2 separate regions of the Homo sapiens genome follow, and region 2 is linked to region 1. A link is a contact called in ENCODE Hi-C data. All regions are on one chromosome and are shown on one strand. Each heading gives the region's core, a stretch centred on a gene start or an enhancer-like site at or near the end of the contact. The rest is flanking DNA. Distances are from core to core; before and after follow the strand shown.

Evidence for each region. A loop is a pair of places that touch in the nucleus more often than their neighbours do. Pooled maps may share reads with other maps.
Region 2: a loop to region 1 is called in a map with no recorded cell type, with 2.1 times the contacts of the local background. The contact joins two enhancer-like sites. A Hi-C loop is called at or near these places in 1 of 37 single-sample maps with no recorded cell type and 2 of 50 pooled maps.

The regions. Positions count from the first base shown.
Region 1 is chr6:37,703,079-37,707,650 of GRCh38, reverse strand. No RefSeq gene overlaps it. Among named protein-coding and RNA genes, the nearest start is that of MDGA1, 7.5 kb to the right of the region's middle. RefSeq lists a silencer at 1,816-2,075. Within about 2 kb of position 2,215, at least 29 of the 41 ENCODE cell types and tissues checked have a DNase peak (open chromatin) inside an H3K27ac peak, as active enhancers do.
Region 2 is chr6:38,114,137-38,118,708 of GRCh38, reverse strand. It overlaps ZFAND3 (zinc finger AN1-type containing 3), which reads right to left. Exons shown (of 6, transcript NM_021943.3): 5 at 1,970-2,137. Among named protein-coding and RNA genes, the nearest start is that of ZFAND3, 300 kb to the right of the region's middle. Within about 2 kb of position 2,293, at least 2 of the 41 ENCODE cell types and tissues checked have a DNase peak (open chromatin) inside an H3K27ac peak, as active enhancers do.

The DNA of each region.
Region 1 (4,572 bases), core at 966-3,465:
GTCCTTCACATCTCTGAGCCTTACCATCTTTATCTGAAAAATGGGCATCTACTCAGTCAACAACCATTTCTTGATTACCAGGCACCCTTTAAGCTATGCGGGATATAGCAGTGAACATGACAAAGATCCTCCCTGACAGAAGCTCCATTTTGTGGGTAAGACACAATAAACGGGTCATGTCATATCCGCTCTAGTAGGATGGGTTGGTACCCAGCCTCTGTCCCCTCATCCTAACTTCATTGCCCTCAGCTGACTTCTAATTGCCTCCCCACCGCAGCCTCCCAAGTGCTGAGATTACAGGCATGAGCCACTGCACCGGGCCCATCAGTTTCTTAATCTGTACAGTAAGGTTGATGAAACCTCATTTAACCACCTTACAACATTTTCGAGAGGGCCAAATTCGGAAGTCATTTATTGGCTGTAGTGATATCATTAGGTCATGTGGTGGAGAAAAAAGAATGAGGAGCCTCAGCTTCTGGCATTTAATTTGCTGTGTGGCTTTGAGGCAGTTCCTTAGTTTCTCTGGTCTTTAGCTACCCACTTTGTTAAATAAAGGACTGGCTTATGATTCCTAACAAAATAATAATGTTTAGTATGCTTACTATATGCCAGGCACTATGCCTAGCACATTTCATATACATTTTCTCATTTAATCCTTCTAACAGCCCTATGAGGTTGGCACTTTCTTGTTTTGAGACAGGGTCTCACTCTGTTGCCCAGGCTGGAATGCAGTGACTTGATCATGGTTCACTGCAGCCTTGACCTGCTCAAGGGATTCTCCTGCCTCAGCCTCCCACGTAGCTGGCACTACAGGTGCGTGCCACCATGCCTGGCTAGTTTTCTTAAATTTTTGATTCACAGAGATGAGGTGTCCTTATGTTGCCCAGGCTGGTCTTGAACTCCTGGGCTCAAGCAATCCTCCCACCTCAGGCTTCCAAGGTGCTGGGATTACAGGCATGAGGCACCATGCCTGGCCTTGCACCATTCTTATGGAACCTGAGATACAGAGAGGTTAGGTAACCGGCCATGGTCGCTCAGCTAGTAAGCAGTAGTGCTGGGATAAAAATTAAGGACTTCTGAGCACTGCTGTCCAATAAAACTCCTGTGATGAGGGTAATGTTGTATATCTTTGTTGTCCAACACGGTAACCACTAGTGTGACTGTGAGCACTTGAAATGTGGCCAGCGTGACTGAGAAACTGACATAAATATCTACCAGTAGCTATGCCTTGGCCAGCGCAGCTCTAGTGTGCCAGTTTTTGGCCCCACTTCTTCGTGAGACGCAGCACCAAGTAGTGGTGAAGAGTATAGACTCTGACTCTGGAGCCAGATTCTCTAGTTCGATTGAACACAACTTACTAGCTATCTGTGACTGAACCTCTCTGTTCCTCAGTTGCCCCTCTAAAATGAAGATGACAAAGGTGGTCATGAAAGCAAATGGCCTTTATTATGGGCATTTGATGCTTATGAATTGTAGCACGCTCCTTCAGATAAACCTTGGGTTAGAGGATGAAAAGGGGGACAGATGGGCAGGCCGGATCATCCTTTAGTGACTGAGTGGGCCGGTGCCTGGGGATTCCTTCCAAGCCCGTGCCAGGCATGGATCCCAAAGGCCCCCTGGGATGGTGGGCATGGAGGGTCCCCAAGGAGAGCCGGGAGAGCCACGTAATAAGACGAGTTAATCAAAAGGGCAGCGAGTCCCCAGGGCTCACAGCGCTCGTCTCACAGCGAGCATGCGCAGGAGAAGGCCCGATGGCTCCTTCCCCCGCCCCCGTCTCTCTCTGAACCATCCGCAGCGTGGCCTGCAGGAGTGGGGGCCAGAACAAGAGCGACCTGGAGGGTGAGGGGCCAAGACAGGAGTTGGCGGCGGGGGCTTGGGGGTGGGTTGGGAAGAGAAGGAGCGAGGGAAGTGAGGTACAGGGTAGGATGACCCGCCAGCTTGTCCTGGGGTCAGGTCAGACCCGAGGGCGTGGCAGCAGGGCCCCCACGTTGTACTGGGGGGGCGGAGGGGGCGGGCGCCATGTCTGTCGTATCCTATGTGAATGGCGCCCCCTGTAGTTTATGCCACGCAGCGGTCGCGGGTGTGCTGAACGCCTCCAAGTCCACGCCAGATTTCCCGCCCCCCACCCCCTTTTACGTGGATCAAAAAGAGCTAATGGCTAAAGGAAAAAGAATTGGCTGGGAGGGTTAAACAGAAAGGGAGCAAGGAGAGTCACGAGGCCTGTCCCTGGGGCCCGGCCCCGGCCCCTCCCCTTCCAATACCGCAGATTGGCCGCCCCTCCTCCCCTTCTCCTTTCTCCTCACACCCCAGCCGGGCTTTTCAGGCTGGAGAACATTTGATCCTGCTTCCCGCGGAGCTGCCGGGGAGAAAGTTAGAAAGACCAGCTCAGCGAAACTTGATGCGTTCCACTGGGGCTGCTGAGGCCTGGGAGCAGATGCCTGAGGACAGAGCCACCCTCAGCCTGGCAGAGCCCCCATGCCTCTAGGAACGCACCTGATTCAGACCTCTCCTCCCAGACAGCATCTCAGAAGGAAGCAGCAGTGGGGGTTGCTAACCCCCTGCCACTGTTTACACAGGGGTTTCCCAGAAACCCTGGGCCTCACCTGCCTGCTTCCCTTCCCCGAGAATCAGTTTTCCTTCAGCCTGTACATAACTCAAACATGTCTTCGATCTTCATTATTTGTATTTGTCCGTAATCTACATATTGTCTGGATAATTTGGGCCTCCGTTATCCTGGTAATTTAGGTCTTGCCCAAAGCCTACTTTTGTTTGAGTTAGTCAGTGTAACCAACTCAGCTCATTTTATTTTATTTTTATTTATTTTTTTGAGACAGGATCTCACTCTGTCACCCAGGCTGAGTGCAGTGGTGTGATCATGGCTCACTGCAGCCTTGACCTCCTGGGCTCAAGGGAACCTCCCATCTCAGCCTCCCAAGTAGCTGGGACCACAGGCGCATGACGCCATGCCTGGCTAATTTTCTGACTTTTTTTTTTTTTTTTTTTTTTTTTTTTAGAGATAAGGTTTTACTGTGTTGCCCAAGCTGGTCTCAAACTCCTGAACTCAAGCAGTCCTTCCACCTTGGCCTCCCAAAGTGTTGGGAACTCAGGCGTGAGCCACCACACCCTGCCACAGTTCATTTTAATGAGCATAAATCAAATAACTACTGTGTGCTCAGCTTGGCACTGGGTACTGTGAGCAGTCCAGACATGAGCAGGACACTCACTCTACCCTTGAGCTCACAGCACACATGGAAACAAAGCACAGAGAACGAATGCCCACTCTAAGCCTGGGGTGGAGGGGTGTCATTCATGAGGCCAGAGTAGCAGGTGGGGCCTTTGGAGAGGAGCTGATCTCTAGGTGCCCTGTAGTCTGCTTAGTCAGAGATACCTCCCTAGGGGAGGTCAGTGGAGTCAGATGGGGCTGGGACTTCTTGCTGGGGTGGAGCCTGGCTTCCAGAGAGAGGGTGCTCTTCCCTGTGGGTGCCAACGGCTGCATGCCAGCTTAACAGTATTTCCTTCAAACAGGCCTCTTTCCCAGGAGCCCAGAAAGACATTTGCATTAGGAGAAAATACCCAAGTAAAACACAGACTACTTCCCTTGGGTTTGGCTGAAATTTGGAAAGCTGCAGGCAACCAGGCTTGAAGAAAGGTTAGGGGCCAAGACGGGGGGATCACCTGAAGTCAGGAGTTCGAGACCAGCTTGGCCAACATGGTGAAACTCTGTCTCTATTAAAAATGCAATATATATACATATATATATTAGCCAGGCATGGTGGTGGGTGCCTGTAATCCCAGCTACTCAGGAGGCTAAATTTTTTTTTTTTTCAAGCCTGGTTGCCTGAGGTGGGAGGACCACTTGAGCCTGGGGATTTGAGGCTGCAGTGATCTCTGACTGCACCACTGCACTCCAGCCTGGACAACAGAGTGAGATCTTGTCTCAAAAACAAAAAAAACAAAAAAAACAAAATGTTCAGTAAGAGCCTAGAAATCAGAGTAACCAGCCAGTGCCTTCCTAGTTCTCCATCCTCTTCACTTTTACCCATGTAGTGAACACTTGGTTGCTGTTATAGTATATCTATCTGTCCCTAGATCTATAGCCTGGCTCCATTTGTATTCCAGGATCTGTAACCCTGTAATAGCAGTCTTCCCCCATCAGACTACGGGCCCTTAGGGCCAGGGCTGTCTCCTCTATCAGACTTGGGCTACCTGAGCGCAGGGCTGTGTCTTTAGCTGTTGGATGCCTCCAGCACAATGGGGTGCCCAGGATTATATAGACACAATGCTTGGGTCCATGAATATTTGTTAAGTTAATGAAGAGTCAAAAGAACTCCACTTTTCCAGCCCATTTGCTTCTTCCCAGACCCACCCCAGTGGGGAAGCAGAGCCTGGTAAACCAGTGTCCCTTACACCTGCTCAGAGTGGGAAGACCATAAATTTCTCAAATCAGTATAAAACAAAATTACTTGTGATCTACTGAACCATCAACTCAAAAAAATTAAACAAAACCTCCCCTTTTCCAACATTAGTGTAGACAAAGGAAGCCCAGGTGACCCTCACTTGGGAAATGATGGC
Region 2 (4,572 bases), core at 1,044-3,543, 410 kb before region 1:
TGAAGGGTAAACTAGGAGACCTGGTTACATCTTTAGATCTCAGTGCTAAATTGTGAAATCTCCTGTTTGCCTGACAAGAAGAAGAAGCATTAGCCACTGCCGGGGACAAGACAGCATACTTGATAGACCAATTGCTTGATCCGCTATGGCAAATCCTGTGTAATACCCAGGATTCAGTTACTTTCAAGGAAGAAACAAGAACAGAAGGTTCAGGAAAGTCCCACAATTCTAACTGAGGAACAACCAAAAGCCTACGTTACAAAAGCAACAGCTAAAATGACCAGGTAGGCTCACAACACTGGTAACAGACTGAACTGCTCAAATTCCCTGAGAGTTCACATGAAGACCAAAGCAAGAATTTGCAGATCACAAAAGATGAGACAGCCTCTGCAGAGTGGAGCGAAGCTGGTTAGCCAGCAGAGCCCAGAGTTTCCTCAGCCATCCACAGTGTCCCTGCCCTACATCACCAAGAATTTAAAATTGCCTGGCAGGGTTGATCGAAATAGCCTAAGAATAAGGTTTTGAACTTACCTGGGCCATACTGCGTGCATGAACACACGGACATCTGAAAACTGCTGTCAGCCTCTATTCCCACCACCTATCCTAACCCTCTTTACGGTTTCCCAAAAATGCTTAGCACTATAACCAAAATGCCCTAAAAACCTTATCTGGTAACATTTAGACTCCCCATGCTGGTTCCGGTTTCTGCAGTTGAATATGCACTTCTAATCTCGTGGAGTACCGCATACACCAGAATGTGTAACAAACAGGTATCTGGTCAAAACAGGAATAGGAGTTCCAACGTAGTTTCTATGAAAAGCTAATAACCTCTCTCTTCCTTCCCATTTCCAATAGGGCAGATAATTGAGGAACCGTAGCAGCAAAGGCTGCCGCTTCAGAAGATAGTAAACTTCCAGTGACCATTACTTTATAACTGCTGAGTGAACTATTTAGTCCTGACTGTCAGCAATAGTACTTGTAGGATATCTTCGGCTGTCCCAGAAGTGAAAGGGGGCTTCTAAAGCTGACTTCTCAGAAAGAAAGAAATAGGATTCTCAGAGGCTACAGACAGGTCTCAAAGTCAACCTGATGACAGCTGAACTGGTCCTCAAACAATTTTATAATATTAGGTTTTAAAACCAGGAAATAAAAACAAGTACAGGAAACTGTAAATCAGCCTAAAATAATGCTGCTACACAATTTCGTTCCTATGTGTCATGATACATGTGGTCAAGAAGAGAGAAAGGGTTGACTTAAGTTTCATTCCACTGTGGGTAGGCATCCCTGTGCAGCAATTCTAAAAGGTATTACACTACAGAATACAGAAGGAAAGGTGACTGTAAAGCTATTTCAGACTGGGTATATGGTGGCTCATGCCTGTAATCCCAGCACTTTGTGAGGCAGAGGCAGGAGGATGGATTCAGCCCAGGAAAAAAAAAAAAAAAAAAAAAAGGCTATTTCAAGGTATTAACTGACTAGATGAACTAAGGTTCAAAGGTAATTTTCTAATCAAAGCTTAATTTAACAGGGATATGGAGAAAAAAAAATCTTCCATTTATCATAAATAGTAAGAAGCTCATTCAAAATTAACTTAATATCTGAATTTTATGGTACATACTCCAGAATTTTGCTTGTTTGGTAAACTTCTGAAGTCGTGAGAAGAAACCAGAGTAGTAAGTGGTGGGGGGAAGTTGAAAGCACTAAGCAGTGAGATGTAGCTCTAAGGAGATATGCATTAAGAACATGGGGATGTTTTTGTCTTTTTTGCATGTGTGAGAATAAAGGGTGTTTAGAGGCAAACATACTATGCTCCTGATTTCTCAAGCCCCAAACCTATATCGCATGCACTACTGTAGCAAACTTACAGTACTCAGAAGAAGAACGAAAGACTTCAGCCACTTAAATTTCCAAAGCTGGGCCAAGGTGTTAAGGATATAGTCTCCATCACGCCACTGGGGGAGATGCTTACCGCAGCGACACGATCCCAATTCCTGCTGCACCAGCTCCAGTTTGGTTTGGCACTGGAAGCACCGACGTCGACTCTTCTGTTTAGATCGACTGGTTTCCTCGGACCGTTCCGTATTCTCAAGTAGTCGTGGCCGTTTTACTGGTGAAGCCTCATTCTCAGACTGTGAATCTGACCAAAACAACATATTTGGGGATCAGGATTAGTGCCTGGCCTGGCAAGCACAGTTGATTAATGTATTTCCAGGCATTCTCCTGACCAGGCTACTGCCCTTGTCCAGGAATCAGACAGGTGAGAGCCAGTTCTGACTTGCTTGGTTTATACTGCACAAACTATGACAAACGTGTACCTTTAGTGCTGACTTCTAACAAGCTAGGCCTGAGCTGGAGAGGAGGGTGTGGGTGGCTCAACAAAAACCAGTTCTATGTTGTTGTTTTTAAAAAGAGCTGAGATTCTATGAGGAGACCATTCCAGCTAGAAATGGGGTCCTGTCTTTGTATTCCCTTGCTGGGACCTAGATGCTTACTGCCTGTATTGGTTAGATATCTTTTCTTGGGCATTTGCTTGTCCTCAAGTAGACCGTAATTCTTTAGAGATGGGACTATGTCTAATGTATCTCTGTATCACTATGCTTTCACAATTCCATTCCCAAAGCCAGCGTTTGATGAGTGATCTGTAATCTTTTATAGTAAAATTACTCACGTTTCTACTCTTAAAGACACAGAAGTCAGGTTCTAATACTGACAATTAGTTCAATTTGATTCAGAATGAAGGGGCACCTCTGCTGGTACACATGCAAGCTGCCCTATGAACTCCACCATGGGGTGGTGCAGCAGCAGCAGCACCAGGCACCCCACCTTGAGGTGGAGCCAAAATGGTAGGTGGAGGGGGGTGTACTCTGTGAAAACTGTGTCTTGCACAACTTCAAAAAAGTAATTAAGACGCAACAAAGCTCTTATCACAGGCAAGGCTGTAAACGACTCTTGCCTTCAATAAACTGGGCAGCTCTTTGGGGCTCTGTATTCCTGAAACAGCTGCTTGCATACCCACGATGTACCTCTTACCAAGTTCCAAATTGTTTGTGCTAAATTACTTCCAGAAGGGAGTCTCCTAAACAGTCTTCCTCAAAATAATCCAGATGCCACACCTCTTACCCCTCTGTCACCCCCACCTTGGTCTAAGCCATTACCAACTCATCAAGCCTACTACAAGAGCCTCTTCACTGGTCTCTCTGCTCATCCCCTTGTTTCTACAGTCTATTCTCCACATAGCAGACAAGTGACTCTGTTAAAAATCAAGTTAGATCATGTTACTTCCCTGCTCAAAACCCTCTAATAGCTCCCCTTGTCAGAGTGAAAGTCCAGATACTTAGACTCTCAAATACCCTGCATGACTTGCCCCACGCTCAGCTCCTGCTGCTTTCCTTCCTTTGCTTATCTCTACACTAGCCTCCTTATTGTCTCCTACCTGTGGTACTTTGTACCTTCTATTCCCTCTGTCTGAAACACTCTTCACCCAGATCTACATGGGATCTTATCTCTTTTATCACCCAGGCCCCTGATGGTGATGATGGTAGTTTGCTCACAGTCCCCCAGCCCTGCTGCACTGTACTGGCATATGGAGGCCCTGCATCATTCCCTTTGATATCTTTGCTCCAACGTCACATTTTCTTTTAAATTTTATTTTGCAAAGTCACATTTTCATTGAAGGCTTCTTCCCTGATCATCACTTCTAGATCACTGAATCCCTATTCTTAGCACTTCCCCTCGTCTGTTTCCCTTTTATTCCTCCACAGCACTTATCTTTAACATTATGCCCTAAAAGAAAGCAAACTCCAAGAGGGCAGGAAATTTCACCTGCTTTGTTTACTGATGTTCCCTCCATGCCTATGGCTCAATAAATATTTTTTGAATGAATGAATTTGTCTCCTAGGCAGTCCTAATGTTCTACTTAAAGTGGCTCTAGTGAGAAGCCACAGCCTATAGGATGTATTTTAGTGAAGGCTGTCTGTATGCCCTTTCCTAGCCTCCCTGTGTGTGAGGAAGATGCTGCACTTCACCCAAGATTGTCCAGTGGACCCCGATGGTGATGCTGGTAGTTTGCTCATAGTCCCCCAGCCCTGCTGTGCTGTACTGGCATATGGAGGCCCTGCACCATTCTTAGCAACTACAGACTTCATTTTTCATCTCATTTAATTCTTCCAGTCCTACATGACATTTTGCCCCAATACAAACCAACTAAATAAGGACTCTGATGAAAACAATTGAAGGCAAGTTCAGCCTATTTCCCAGCTCTGCTGAGCAAAGCTGTCCAGGCCCAGTCAGTGTGGTGAGTAAGGTGGCTACAGATAGGGCAGGCGCTCTCCCTTCTTCTACAAGAGCAACAAGCAACAATTTAAATATAAATCATTACAAAGCAGTCAGCTGAAAGAAATTCACCTTGTATGAGCCACACTGCTCTCTGCGGGCGGGGTCCTTTTACACAAACCAGCAATGGCTCTATTTGTATCAATAACCCTATTTAGAATTTTTTTTTTGTAACAAGAAAATTCTAGGGTAAAAACTGTAACAAAAAATGTTTTTTTCTGAGACAAAGTCCTAAATTCA